Regions from separate parts of the Homo sapiens genome. Here all the other regions are linked to region 2. A link is an interaction called in ENCODE POLR2A ChIA-PET data of the cell type or tissue named here. Cell type or tissue: MCF 10A. All regions are shown on one strand.

What was found. Peaks named below come from ENCODE experiments on the same cell type or tissue, not always from the same donor. Only the 100,000 strongest peaks of a DNase experiment are listed, where the experiment ranks them.
Region 1: POLR2A ChIA-PET joins it to region 2 with 9 read pairs; 6 of 35 experiments call an interaction of 5 or more read pairs at or near these places.
Region 3: POLR2A ChIA-PET joins it to region 2 with 9 read pairs; 1 of 35 experiments calls an interaction of 5 or more read pairs at or near these places.

Annotation. Positions count from the first base shown.
Region 1 is chr6:3,525,587-3,529,586 of GRCh38, forward strand. No RefSeq gene overlaps it. Among named protein-coding and RNA genes, the nearest start is that of SLC22A23, 71 kb to the left of the region's middle. In MCF 10A, no CTCF peak of the experiment used is centred here; DNase peaks (open chromatin) are centred at 555 and 1,545.
Region 2 is chr6:3,471,276-3,475,275 of GRCh38, forward strand. No RefSeq gene overlaps it. Among named protein-coding and RNA genes, the nearest start is that of SLC22A23, 16 kb to the left of the region's middle. RefSeq lists a cis regulatory region at 1,769-2,249 and an enhancer at 1,860-2,154. In MCF 10A, no CTCF peak of the experiment used is centred here; a DNase peak (open chromatin) is centred at 1,996.
Region 3 is chr6:3,610,816-3,614,815 of GRCh38, forward strand. All of the region lies in intron 3 of LOC100507336 (a long non-coding RNA gene), which reads right to left. Among named protein-coding and RNA genes, the nearest start is that of PXDC1, 140 kb to the right of the region's middle. In MCF 10A, a CTCF peak has its summit at 1,359; DNase peaks (open chromatin) are centred at 1,686 and 2,026.

The DNA of each region.
Region 1 (4,000 bases), 54 kb after region 2:
TTCACTGCACAACTCTAGGGGGCACCACTCACTTTGCTATCTGGGGAACAGTGTTTCTGGGGTCATACAGTGCAAAGCCTGCAGAACCATGCAGCTTTGGACTTTTAGCGTGTCTAACTTCATCAAGGTGGACAATCTTCACCCTGCCAGCAGGACAAATTGCATTTTGATGGGGGCATATAGGCCAGACTTCTCCACACTTGGAACCAAGTGCTCAAGGAGGCAGGTGGTGAGCCCAGCAAGATCAGGCAGAGGCCTCCTGTCCTCTGGGCAGCCCAGCAAAAGCTCTGCTCCCCAGGGCCAGTCAAATGGGAGGGTGGTGATGGAGAGAATAGTCTCTGAATTAGAGACCCAAATTTGAATTCTTCCCCATGTGTTGCAGCAACAGACACCACTGCTCCCGTGTTTTACCACTTCAGTCCCCCTGTGACTACAGCCGAAGATGTGGCCATCTTGTGCCTCAAGAGTGTCCTGCAGGCCTTTTTGCTTTCTGCCCTGAAGAGGTAACGCCAGGCTGAAAGCTAGTGCAGACGTGTTCTCCTTTAGTTGCACAATTCTGGGGACGTCATGCATCTCATACAACCTTATGTTGACATCCCCTGTTTTCCTGTCCCTCATGCTTCCTGGGATCAACTCCCAAGTTACCTGCTTGTACCCAAGTCTGTCTCAGGCGCTGCTTTGGATGGAGCCCAGACTCAGAATGTTACCTCACTTGCCTGCACCTCAGTTTTCTCACCCGTGTTATGGGGGCATATGCATGGCTCACAGGTACTTTGCAGAATCCCTATGACATGGCCAACTGAGGTAATGCCTGGAAAACATCTTGCACAGGTGCGGCCATGGCAAATGCTCCACCCATGCCATCTACCACTGTTTTACTAGGAGGGCTCCAGCTGCCTGCCAAGGGGAGCATGCAGCCTTCCCTGCCACCTGACATTGCTACTCTCATGTTACACTTCTAGCACCTTTCATATTTTGATTAGCTGAGACCATTCCTAGGGAAAAACCCACTGCAAAAATAGACAGATAGCAAAATAAATAAAAACAACAACAACAAAACAAAAACAACAAAAAACCCCCAAAACACAAGCAACCTTATGGGTACTAGCTGGCACTTCAAAACTAACATTCCCCATCTCCCACAAATACACAAGAACCAACTGTAGCCTGTGTCTGCTATAAGTGGGTGATACACCGTCCTTTCAACTTGGAAAAACCTCTTCCTGAACTTAATAGTAACAGAATTGCATCTCATTCTTGTGCTTTTTGCCCACAGAGATCAAACAGGGACTTCACGATCTTTGCCTCAACAGGTCCTTGTTTCACCCCACCCTGAGCAGGTGTGTGAGAAATGGGAGTGAGAATGCCACTGTTTGCCCCCTCTGCCTGTGACATTCTTGAGCTTATTTGCTAAACAATTCCTTCTAGCCCATGCCCCCGTCACTGTGCTGCTGAAGAGGGCTGCTCACACCATGAAACAAAACTTTCCAAGGGCAGGATTCCCCGGGGGAATTTGGATATCAACCCTGGTTTCAACATGCACATTCCTGTACGTTCCATGGGCAGAGGTGGACATGCAGCTCCTGGTGCAGGGACTCGCCCAGCTTTGAGCTGTGAGTAAGCGTCCGGGCGCTGAGGTCCACTGCTCTTAACCCCCACTCAGCTGTGGGTTCACCCCGGTCTCCCCAGGCCTCCATGAGCCCCTAGCTAAGGGACTTGCCTTTAGTCTGTGGGCCTGGTGACAGCGAGACAGGTCAGGCTCTATTTTTGTTTGAATTTTTTTAAAGGTGAATTAAACCTTGCCTGGGGACCATGTAAGGTTGAATTCACCTTCAAAAAATTTTCAAACAAAAATTTTGCAGTTAGATTTCCAGGTAAGGGGATTCTCAGTGCCATTCTGGAGGCTGAAAGGGTTAATTAACGCCAAGTAGCTGAGAGATTTACTACCGAGGATCTTAGGGAGGGGATAGTTGCTAAGATTATCTAGATAATGCACACACAAGAAATCCCGAGGTAGGGGAATGAGTTAACTGGGCAAGGCCTCCTTTCCCACAGTGGAGCCCAGGCTGAGAAACATTTTTTCTCATTTTGGAGTCAGACGTTTTTGTGCTGGTGGGTGGAGTAGAGTGGGGGAGTGTCAAACTTTTCACATAAAGGGATGGATAGTAATTCTTTTAGGCTTCCTGGACCAGATGGTCTCTGTCACAATAGCAGAACTCTGCAGTCGGAGCAGGAAAGCAACCATAGACCATACGTGAGCCAATGGGCATGGCTGTGTGCCAATAAAACTTTATTTACAAAAACAGACTGTGGGCCGGATTTGGATGATGAGAGACCAAACTACAGAGGCCTATAGTTTGTTGATCTTAGATTTAGACTGTGACTTATATAGTCCTGTGCTGCATAATGATGTTTTGGTCAACAATGGACTGCATATAGGACAGTTGTCTCATAAGATTAAACATTGCACTTTTTTTTTCTTTTTGAGAGGGAGTTTCACTCTTGTTGCCCAGGCTGGAGTGCAATGTATAATCTCAGCTCACTGCAACCTCTGCCTCCTGGGTTCAAGTGATTCTTCTGCCTCAGCCTCCCAAGTAGCTGGGAATACAGGCACGCGCCACCATGCCCAGCCAATTTTGTATTTTTAGTGGAGATGGGGTTTCTCCACGTTGGTCAGGCTGGTCTTGAACTCCTGACCTCAGGTAATCTGCCCCCCCGGCCACCCAAAGTGCTGGGATTATAGGTGTGAGCCACCACACCCGGCCTTAAAACTGCACTTTTATTGTATCTTTTCTTTGTTTGGATACACAAATATTTACCATTGTGTCACAATTGCCTACAGTATTCAGTAGTGACCTGCTGTTCAGGTTTGTATTCTAGGAGCACTAGGTTGTACAATACAGCCTAGGTGTGTAATAGGTTCTACCACCTAGGCGTGAGTAAGTTCACTCTATAATGTTCACACGACAAAATTGCCTCATGACACATGTTTTAGAAGGTGTCCCCTTTGTTAAGTACATGACTGCACTCCTTCAGAAAGTTTTGAGTCTTGATACACAGCACATATTCTTAATAGGTAGTTTGCTCTCTAGGATGAGATACACAGGAATGTCATCAAAACCAAACACCCTCTCAGAAGGGCTGCAGCTCCATGGAGCTTGGATCATCGTCTTCCACTGAGCGGGGGTTATTCCAGCATTCATCATTTCCCGTGCACAACAGGCTCCCAGGTTCCTCTTCTGTTTGCCTCTGCTAGGAAATAATTCAAAGATGCTTTTCTCAGCTGGTAAGCATTCTTATTTTTCTAAATGTTATCATTTATCTTGGTGCAAGACTGCCTGAGTTCAAATTCTGGCTCTGCCATTTATTAGCGGTGTAGCCTTCCTTTGGAATTTTGCATAACCTCTCCCTTTTTCCATTTCCTCCTCTGTAAAAAGGAAAAAAATTAACAACACTTCCCCTGCGGGGGTGTAATGAGAATGAGTGAGTGGATCCAGGTGGCTGGCGCTCGGTGGTGTCTTCTGCTCACTCAATGTACATCCTTAAGGCAGGCTCCGTCTGTCTGGTTTATCACTGTATCCTCAATGCCAGGAACAACATGGTGGGGGCCACAGAGTGACTATTGGTGAACGCAGTGTCTTCTGTTGATGTGGCCACTGTCTCCATCCTCAGCCTCACCACTTTCCCCTCCTCTGCTTCCCTCCAAGTCTCCGCTTGGCCTCTTGGCCTTCTCTGTCCCTCACTGCCTGTACTCCAGGCATCCTCGCTGCCCTAAGACTGTCAATCCTAAAGAAACTTCCGTCTAGCTGAGCTAAGAAGACAAATACACATTATAATAATATACTCATTAACATGTCAAGAGCACTCCACAGTTTGCCAGATCCTTTATTTGATTTAATGTTCACAACATCCAAGTGAAGCAGGGAATTATCCCTACTTTATAGGGCTGAAGCGAAGACAGGAATGAAAATGGAACTGAGCACTCGTGGTGTACTGGACG
Region 2 (4,000 bases):
GGTTTCTCCATGTTGGCCAGGCTGGTCTCTAACTCCTGACCTCAGGTGATCCGCCTACCTCTGCTTCCCAAAGTGCTGGGATTACAGGCATGAGCCACCACGCCCAGCCCTCTTTTCTCCACTTTTGATTCCTTCCCTTCTTCCTTCAAAGGAGCACGCAAGGGCCAGGTCCCAGTTCCTGTCCTCAGCTCATTAGATCACAGGTTGTGAAGAGCTGGCACAGATTCAGCACACTTGGAGCCAAACACAGCTGTATCAATAGTTTGATAGGGATCTTCAGTTGCCCAGATTAATATGCTTATCAGCTGCTCAGGGAAAATCATTCAGGTGGCCCCTCTCCTTCCTCCGATGACCGAACCCCACCCCATGGTTTCTGGACTCCATCCCAAAGTCTCTAATTTTCCCCTCAAAATTGATTCTTCACTTGCTTAGGTAGTGTCTACACTGGAATTCAGCCTCACTGTTTGAAGTTGTCTGTTACTAGGAGAGTCTGTTTACATTAAGCCCAAGTGTGAACTCTCACTAATTAACGCCATTATGTAGCTTTGCAAATAACCACTTGTACTTATGGCCAGGAGAGGAACATTCTTTTTACTGGTTCCAACAACTGCCTTAAGGTCCAGTGGTGGTTAGTCACAGTAGAAGAGGGAAGGCAGCCGCTGGCTAAGGGCTGAGCTTGCTTATGTGTTGGCTAGTGCACCACAACTAGTTCTCTTCCAAGACAACGAGGAATTAATCATGGCTGCCTTTCTCAGGACTGTGAGGTTTTTGAGTGATAGCAAATAATGAAGCTAAATGGAGCCTCTAGCCATCTACTGAACCCCCCCATTTCTAGGAGAGGAAACAGGCCTAGGAAAGTGGAATCCTTTGACCTAAATTTAAGAGTTTATTAGAGGCGGCCGGGCCCGGTGGCTCACACCTGTAATCCCAGCATTTTGGGAGGCCAAGGTGGGTGGATCCCTGAGGTTGGGAGTTTGAGACCAGCCTAATCAACATGGAGAAACCCCATCTCTACTAAAAATACAAAATTAGCTGGGCATGGTGGCACATGCCTGTAATCCCAGCTACGTGAGAGGCTGAGGCAGGAGAATCACTTGAACCCAGGAGGCGGAGGTTGTGGTGAGCTGAGGTTGTGCCATTGCACTCTGGCCTGGGCAATAAGAGTGAAACTCCATCTCAAAAAAAAAAAAAAGAAAAGAAAAAGAGTTTATTCGAGGGTGATACGGTCCTAGAGCTCAATTCTTCTGGTTCCCAGCCAGTACATTCTCCATGCTGCCTCCCTGCAAACCGAATCTGTGTAGAACACCTTCGTTTCACCAGTAATGAAATGGCTGACAATAGGGTATTTTCCTGTCTTGCACAGATGATGGGTTACACGGTCATTTCCCAGCTTCATCTCTCTGGAAACAGATGGCTTAAATCTATTAAAATGGGTTTTCTCTGAGTTCTTCCATGAAACATTAAGCTCTGGGAAGGTCCAACTGTGTTTCCTTCACATTTAGCACCTAGTAAATGGTGCGAATGAAGGGTTAGCATTCAATAAATGGTGAATGAAAGAAGCAAGGAGAAACTAGCTATCCCATCAAGGACCAAATTGGCTGCCCTGTTAGTTAACCAATTAATGTAGTTAACCAGCCACTGGTGGAAGCAAGTTCCACTATGGGAAGCTCATCTTGCACTTCTATTATCTGGATGAGGTTGCTTTATTTTAAAAACATCAGTGCAATATTTAAAATTCAAAATAAAAGTATTACTCATCCAAAGTTTCTCTTTATCTCCAGATCCTTAATGATATGAGTCCTCAAAAGAGAGTCAGTAATTTTAAAAAGAATAGTCTCTCTTAGGAATTCTGCCCTGCTTGGAATTTCTACGCCTTTTTCAAAATTTCTAATTCTTTTTCTATCAATCTCTGACCTCAGCACTCAGAGTCTAGGAAGAGCTTACTCATGTCCCCCAGGGATCATTTCACAAACATCTGAGAGCTCCTCACCAACCAGACAATGCACAACACTGGCTCCCATGACTCAGCATGAATTCAGACACACACACACACACACACACACACACACACACACACGTGGGTGGTTTCTGCGGGTGCTCTGCAGGAGCTGTGTTTGGAGCGGTTTGGGATGGGCTGTGGGGCTGAGTGAAGGAAGGCGGCCCAGCTTCCAGCTCACTCTTTCCTTTCTGGTAACATAATTAAAATGCTACACTAACAAAAGTGAAAGAGCTTTGCAAAGTTAAAAATGGTGCAAATTCATTATTTGTTAAATGACACTAATAATGAATTAGTATCGTTATTATTATTATTATTATTATTATTATTATTATTATTATTATTGAGACAGAGTCTTGCTCTGTCACCCAGGCTGGAGTGCAGTGGTGCTATCTCGGCTCACTGCAACCTCCGCCTCCTGGGTTCAGGTGATTCTCCTGCCTCAGCCTCCCGAGTAGCTGGGACTACAGGCACGTGCCACCACACCCGGCTAATTTTTTGTATTTTTAGCAGAGACAGGGTTTCACTGTGTTAGCCAGGATGGTCTCGATCTCCTGATCGCGTGATCCGCCTGCCTCTGCCTCCCAAGTGCTGGGATTACAGGCATGAGCCACCACACCTGGCCGTCATTATTATTTGGCATGAAAGTGACTTCCAGTTCCAGTGACTGAATGTGGAGGGGGAGGGGAAAGGATGGCTGCTCCAGAAGGGATTGGGTGGTGGACTTATTTATTTTTTCTCTTTTTGGCAAATAAACTTGACCTGGTGATGGAGGCTTCTTTCAGCACCAGAGCCTAATGCAGATGTCTCCTCCTGGCTCTGGATTTCTGTGGGTGTTACTTGTTTATTGGTAGTTGTTTATATTTAAAACCATGTGGTAGTTTGATGGTGCCTGTAAATAGAATAAAATATTTCTGCTGCTTTTCTACCTGCTACCAAGGCATTTTTAAATGTCTCTTAAGAAAAGCAACAAGAGCCGGGTGCAGTGGCTCCCACCTGTAATTCCAACACTTTGGGAGGCTCAGACGGGTGGATCACCTGAGGTCAGGAGTTCGAGACCAGCTTGGCCAACATGGAGAAACCCCGTCTCTACTAAAAATACAAAAATTAGACAGGCATGGTGGCATGCGCCTGTAATCCCAGCTACTGGGGAGGCTGAGGCAGGAGAATCACTTGAGCTGGGGAGGCAGAGGTTGCAGTGAGCCGAGATTGTGCCACTGTACTCCAGCCTGGGCAACAAGAATGAAACTGTCTCAAGAAAAAAAAAAAAAGCAACAAAACGACAACAAAATGTGATAAAATACTATTTAGTCCAGTTAACGAGGGCAGTGCGGTCACTCACTCAGGCCCATGTACCCTGTGTGATGGCCTCTGAGCAGCAGTATGGATTCTAGACTTCCCGTCTTCTACATCCACAGGTGGAAACCCGGGGGGCACGTTCAAAAGGAAACACTTTTTTCTTTTTTCTTGAGACAGAGTCTCACTCTGTCACCCAGGCTGGAGTGCAGTGGCATGATCTTGGCTCACTGCAACCTCCGCCTCCTGGGTTCAAGCGATTCTCCTGCCTCAGCCTCCCAAGTAGCTGTGACTACGGGCACGTGCTACCACGCCCGGCTAATTTTTTTTATTTTTAGTAGAGACAGGGTTTCACTGTATTAGCCAGGATGGTCTCGATCTCCTGACCTCGTGATCCACCTGCCTCAGCCTCCCAAAGTGCTGGGATTACAGGTGTGAGCCACTGCACCCAGCCAAGGAAACACTTTTGAGCACCACTTTATTAGTTAATGCTCATAAGAGTTTTTTAAGTTGCTCATAATTTGGGGGATTGTTTTCACAGCGAGAGGAATGAAGAGTGGCTATGAAAGGTGTCATATGGTGGGATTCTCTGTGACACATCTTCATTCACATGACACAGTAGAAAACTCTGGAACGATGTGAGATAAGGGGGTCATCTACAGCCTTGTTGAATTTAGGGCAGATACTCTTTGCCTGGGGTTTGTGAAA
Region 3 (4,000 bases), 140 kb after region 2:
GTTCACGCCATTCTCCTGCCTCTATTAGACAATTTATTCTGTGAGGACAGGGATCATGTCGGTCTGTTCAGCATTAAATCCCCAATACCAGCCATGCAGCAGGTGATCAGGAAAGAAGAAATCTTGAATGTTGTTAAGTTCTGATAAAACAAACCAAAACAAGGAGCAGAGACTGACCTAGTGATTGAGTGAAAGAGGTTAAGGCTCAAACTCACAGGACTGAGAACAGAACCTTCCCCACCTCTCTGAGTCCAAGCTGCCTCTCCCAGAGCTTCAGAGCCCTCCTTGCACAAGCCCGTCCCGCAGCTGACATTCGAGACACTTGTTTTTTTCATGTCTAGAATATGATAAGACAGGCATCAGAGGCAATTAGAATCAAGACGAGGAGAGTGTTCTAGGCAATAAGGACAGCCCATAAGACACTAAATAATGATTCTTTGCACTTCCATGGCACCTTTCGTCTGAGGATTTCAACGTGGATTTTAATTTTAATCACATTTCCACGATGAGGCTTCTTATTAGAGATGGAGAACTAGACCTTTGCACCTGGTGCTATACAGACACTTCACACTCAACATATTCCCAACAAAAGTCATGATCTTTTCCCCACACCTCTTCCCTTCTCTGTGTTCTCCTTCTTGGCAAAGGGCACCCTCATCCACCAGGTCCTCAGGGCTGATACCTAGACGCCATTCTAGCCTTCCAGCTCTCTCTCCCCTCCCTTACTGAGGAAAATTGTCCACTATGTCCCACCTCCCAAATGCTTCCCAGGTTCCTCTTGAGTCCAGCCCCCAACCCTGGTCCTTGGATATTTTCCTAAAGGGCAAATCCCATAATGCTGATTCCTGTCTTAAAATCCTTCAAAAGTTCTCTATTGTGAATAAATTCAAACCCTTTATTGCACCATGCAAGTCTTTTCATGACTGGTCTCTGCCTATCTCATTTTTTTATACTTTTTTTTTTTAAGACTGAGTCTCATTTGGTTGCACAGGCTGGAGTGCAGTGGCACAATCTCGGCTCACTGCAACCTCTGCCTCCCGGGTTCAAGCGATTCTCCTGCCTCAGCCTCCTGAGTAGCGGGGACTACAGGCATGCACCACCACGCCCAGCTGATTTTTTTGTATTTTTTGTAGAAATAGGGTTTCGCCATGTTGGCCAGGCTGGTCTCGAACTCCTGACCTCATGATCTGCCCGTCTCAGCCTCCCAAAGCGCTGGGATTACAGGCGTGAGCCACTGCACCCGGCCTCTCATTTTCATCTGCTGCCACCTCATCCCTCAGCTGTTCTCCCACAGCACCCACGTGCGTGTGTGCGCACACATTTACACACTTGCACATACACACCTATGCCACAAGGTGCAGGCCTGCAGTTCCCTAAACTCCCCATACTGTTTCAAGCCTCCATGCCTTTCTACCTATTATTATTCCCCACTTATTTTCCCCATGGAAAACTGCTGCCCATCTTGTAGGACACAGCTCAAGTGAAATTTCCTCTACAAAGCCTCCTATCTCACTAGGAAAAATGGGTCATTTTCTTTTGCACCACCCACATAATGTGAGCTTGTTTCATTTCTACTGCTCACCATGCTGTGTGGCAATGGTTGAGTTACAGCCACAGCCTCATTAGACGGACGCATTCTTTGAGAGCAAGTCATATTCATCTTTATATCCCCAGCACCTAGTGCAATTCTTGGCATACAGCAGGGGCTCCATCGGTGTCTAATGAACTTTTCAACAAATCAGTGAGTCCCTTCCAAAGCTGAGCCAAAGGGAGATTAAACACCTCCCTCCAAGGACAGAGACAAATGGATGGATTGCAGCCAAGAGTAATAAATTATAGCCTGAGTTTAGCCTATCCAGCCACTTATTGAAAGATGAAAATCTGTTCTTTATGTAACTTCAAACCAACACCTGCAGGAGTGATAGCTGAAAGAACTTGTACCAAACCGGATAACAATGTTTCAAAATGCTGGTGGAGGAGGGGAAAGTGTCAGGACAACCTTGTGAATCACTGGGTCTCACAGTATCTTTTGACAAAGGAAGATGCCAAAATATTTACAAACCCGTAAGTTATGCTCTAGTCTCGCAACCAGCAACTTGTAAAAATAGATGACTCATCCACAGGGAAGCTTAATGGCATGGACTGAATTCATCACCTGCTGGGCCAGAGCGATGAGCAGTAATGGCAGATTTTATGAAGAGGCAGTTTGGAGGGCGAGTGGCCTGCTGGTAAGTAACAGAGGCAGAAAATCGGGGAATAAGGATGTTGTTCATTGTATTTGTTGACAGGCAAACAGGGCAGAATAAGAAGCTTCTTTGACTCTCGAATTTTAGCACTAGAAGAAATAGTGAGGATTATATATTTCAGAAGTTCTCACCCAGGATATCAGAACACATTCAGAGTCCTGATCCCAGTTATGAGAAAGGGCCACCTTCGACTACAAATTAGAAATTGCATTTTCTACCAGAACATTAAACGACAAAGGCTGTCTACACTGGGATGTATCAGTGGAAGTGTCTCCAATGTCAACATGGGTCATAGCAGAAGAAACATGGAAAACCACTACATCTTTAGTCCAATTACTTCGTTGTAAGAAGGAACAAGTTAAGGGCCAAATTTAAAGTGACTTATCCAGGAAATAATAGATGCTGGCGAGGCTGTGGAGAAGCAGGAATGCATTTACACTGTTGGTGGGAGTGTAAATTAGTTCAACCAATGTGGAAGACAGTGTGGCGATTCCTTAAGGATCTAGAACCAGAAATACCATTTGACCCAGCAATCCCATTACTGGGTATATACCCAAAGGATGATAAATCTTTCCACTCTAAAGACACATGCACACGTATGTTTATTGCAGTAATACTTACAATAGCAAAGACTTGGAACCAACCCAAATGCCCATCAGTGATAGACTGGATAAAGAAAATGCAGCACATATACACCATGGAATACTATGCAGCTATAAAAAAGAATGAGTTCATGTCCAGGGACATGGATGAAGCTGGAAGCCATCATTCTCAGCAAACTAACACAAGAACAGAAAACCAAACACCACATGTTCTCACTCATAAGTGGGAGTTGAACAATGAGAACACATGGACACAGGGAGGGGAACATCACATACCAGGGCCTGTCAGGGGTTGAGGGGCAAGGGGAGGGAGGGCATTAGGACAAATACCTAATGCATGTGGGGCTTAAAACCTAGATGATGGGTTGACGGGTGCAGCAAACCACCATGGCACATGTATACCTATGTAAGAAACCTGCACGTTCTGCACATGAATCCCGGAACTTAAAGTAAAATTAAAAAATAAAAAATAAAAAAATAACGTGACTTATCTATTGTCACACTCCTCGCAGACCAGGGCTAAGACCAGGACCTCATCTCCTGACTTGTAGCCTCAGGACTCTTTTTGCTTCTCTGGCTGATTTCTGCATTGCTTTTGCCAGCGTTCCACGGCTGTGATATGGACCACCTTGCATTTTAACAACGTTCCAAAACTTTTGCAGGTGGGACGGTAGGAGTTGGAATCTCCAAGTTTCCTTTAGAGCCTAGCTACTTTCTGTGCTACTTTTATAACATTAATTATTAGTTTTTGTGTAATTATTATCATTAGGATAAAAAACTTTAACCTACAGGTATAATATTAATACATCTAAAATAGTGGTTCTCAACTGGGGGTAATTTTCCCACCCCATCTCCCCAGGAACAATTTGTCAATGTGCAGAGACATTTTTGAGGTGTCACAACTCAGGGGGAGAAGTGCTGCTGGCATCTGGTAGTGACCAGGGATCTTGCTGACCATTCTACAGGGCACAGGACAGCCTCACAGCAGAGAAGGATCCAGCCCCAAATGTTAATAGTGCTAATACTGAAAAATCCACTTCTAAAACAAGTGTCAGCTGAGCGTGATAGTGCACACCTGTAAGCCCAGCACTTCGGGAGGCCAGGGCAGGAGGATTGGTTGAGCCTAGGAGTTCAAGATTAGCCTGGGCAGCA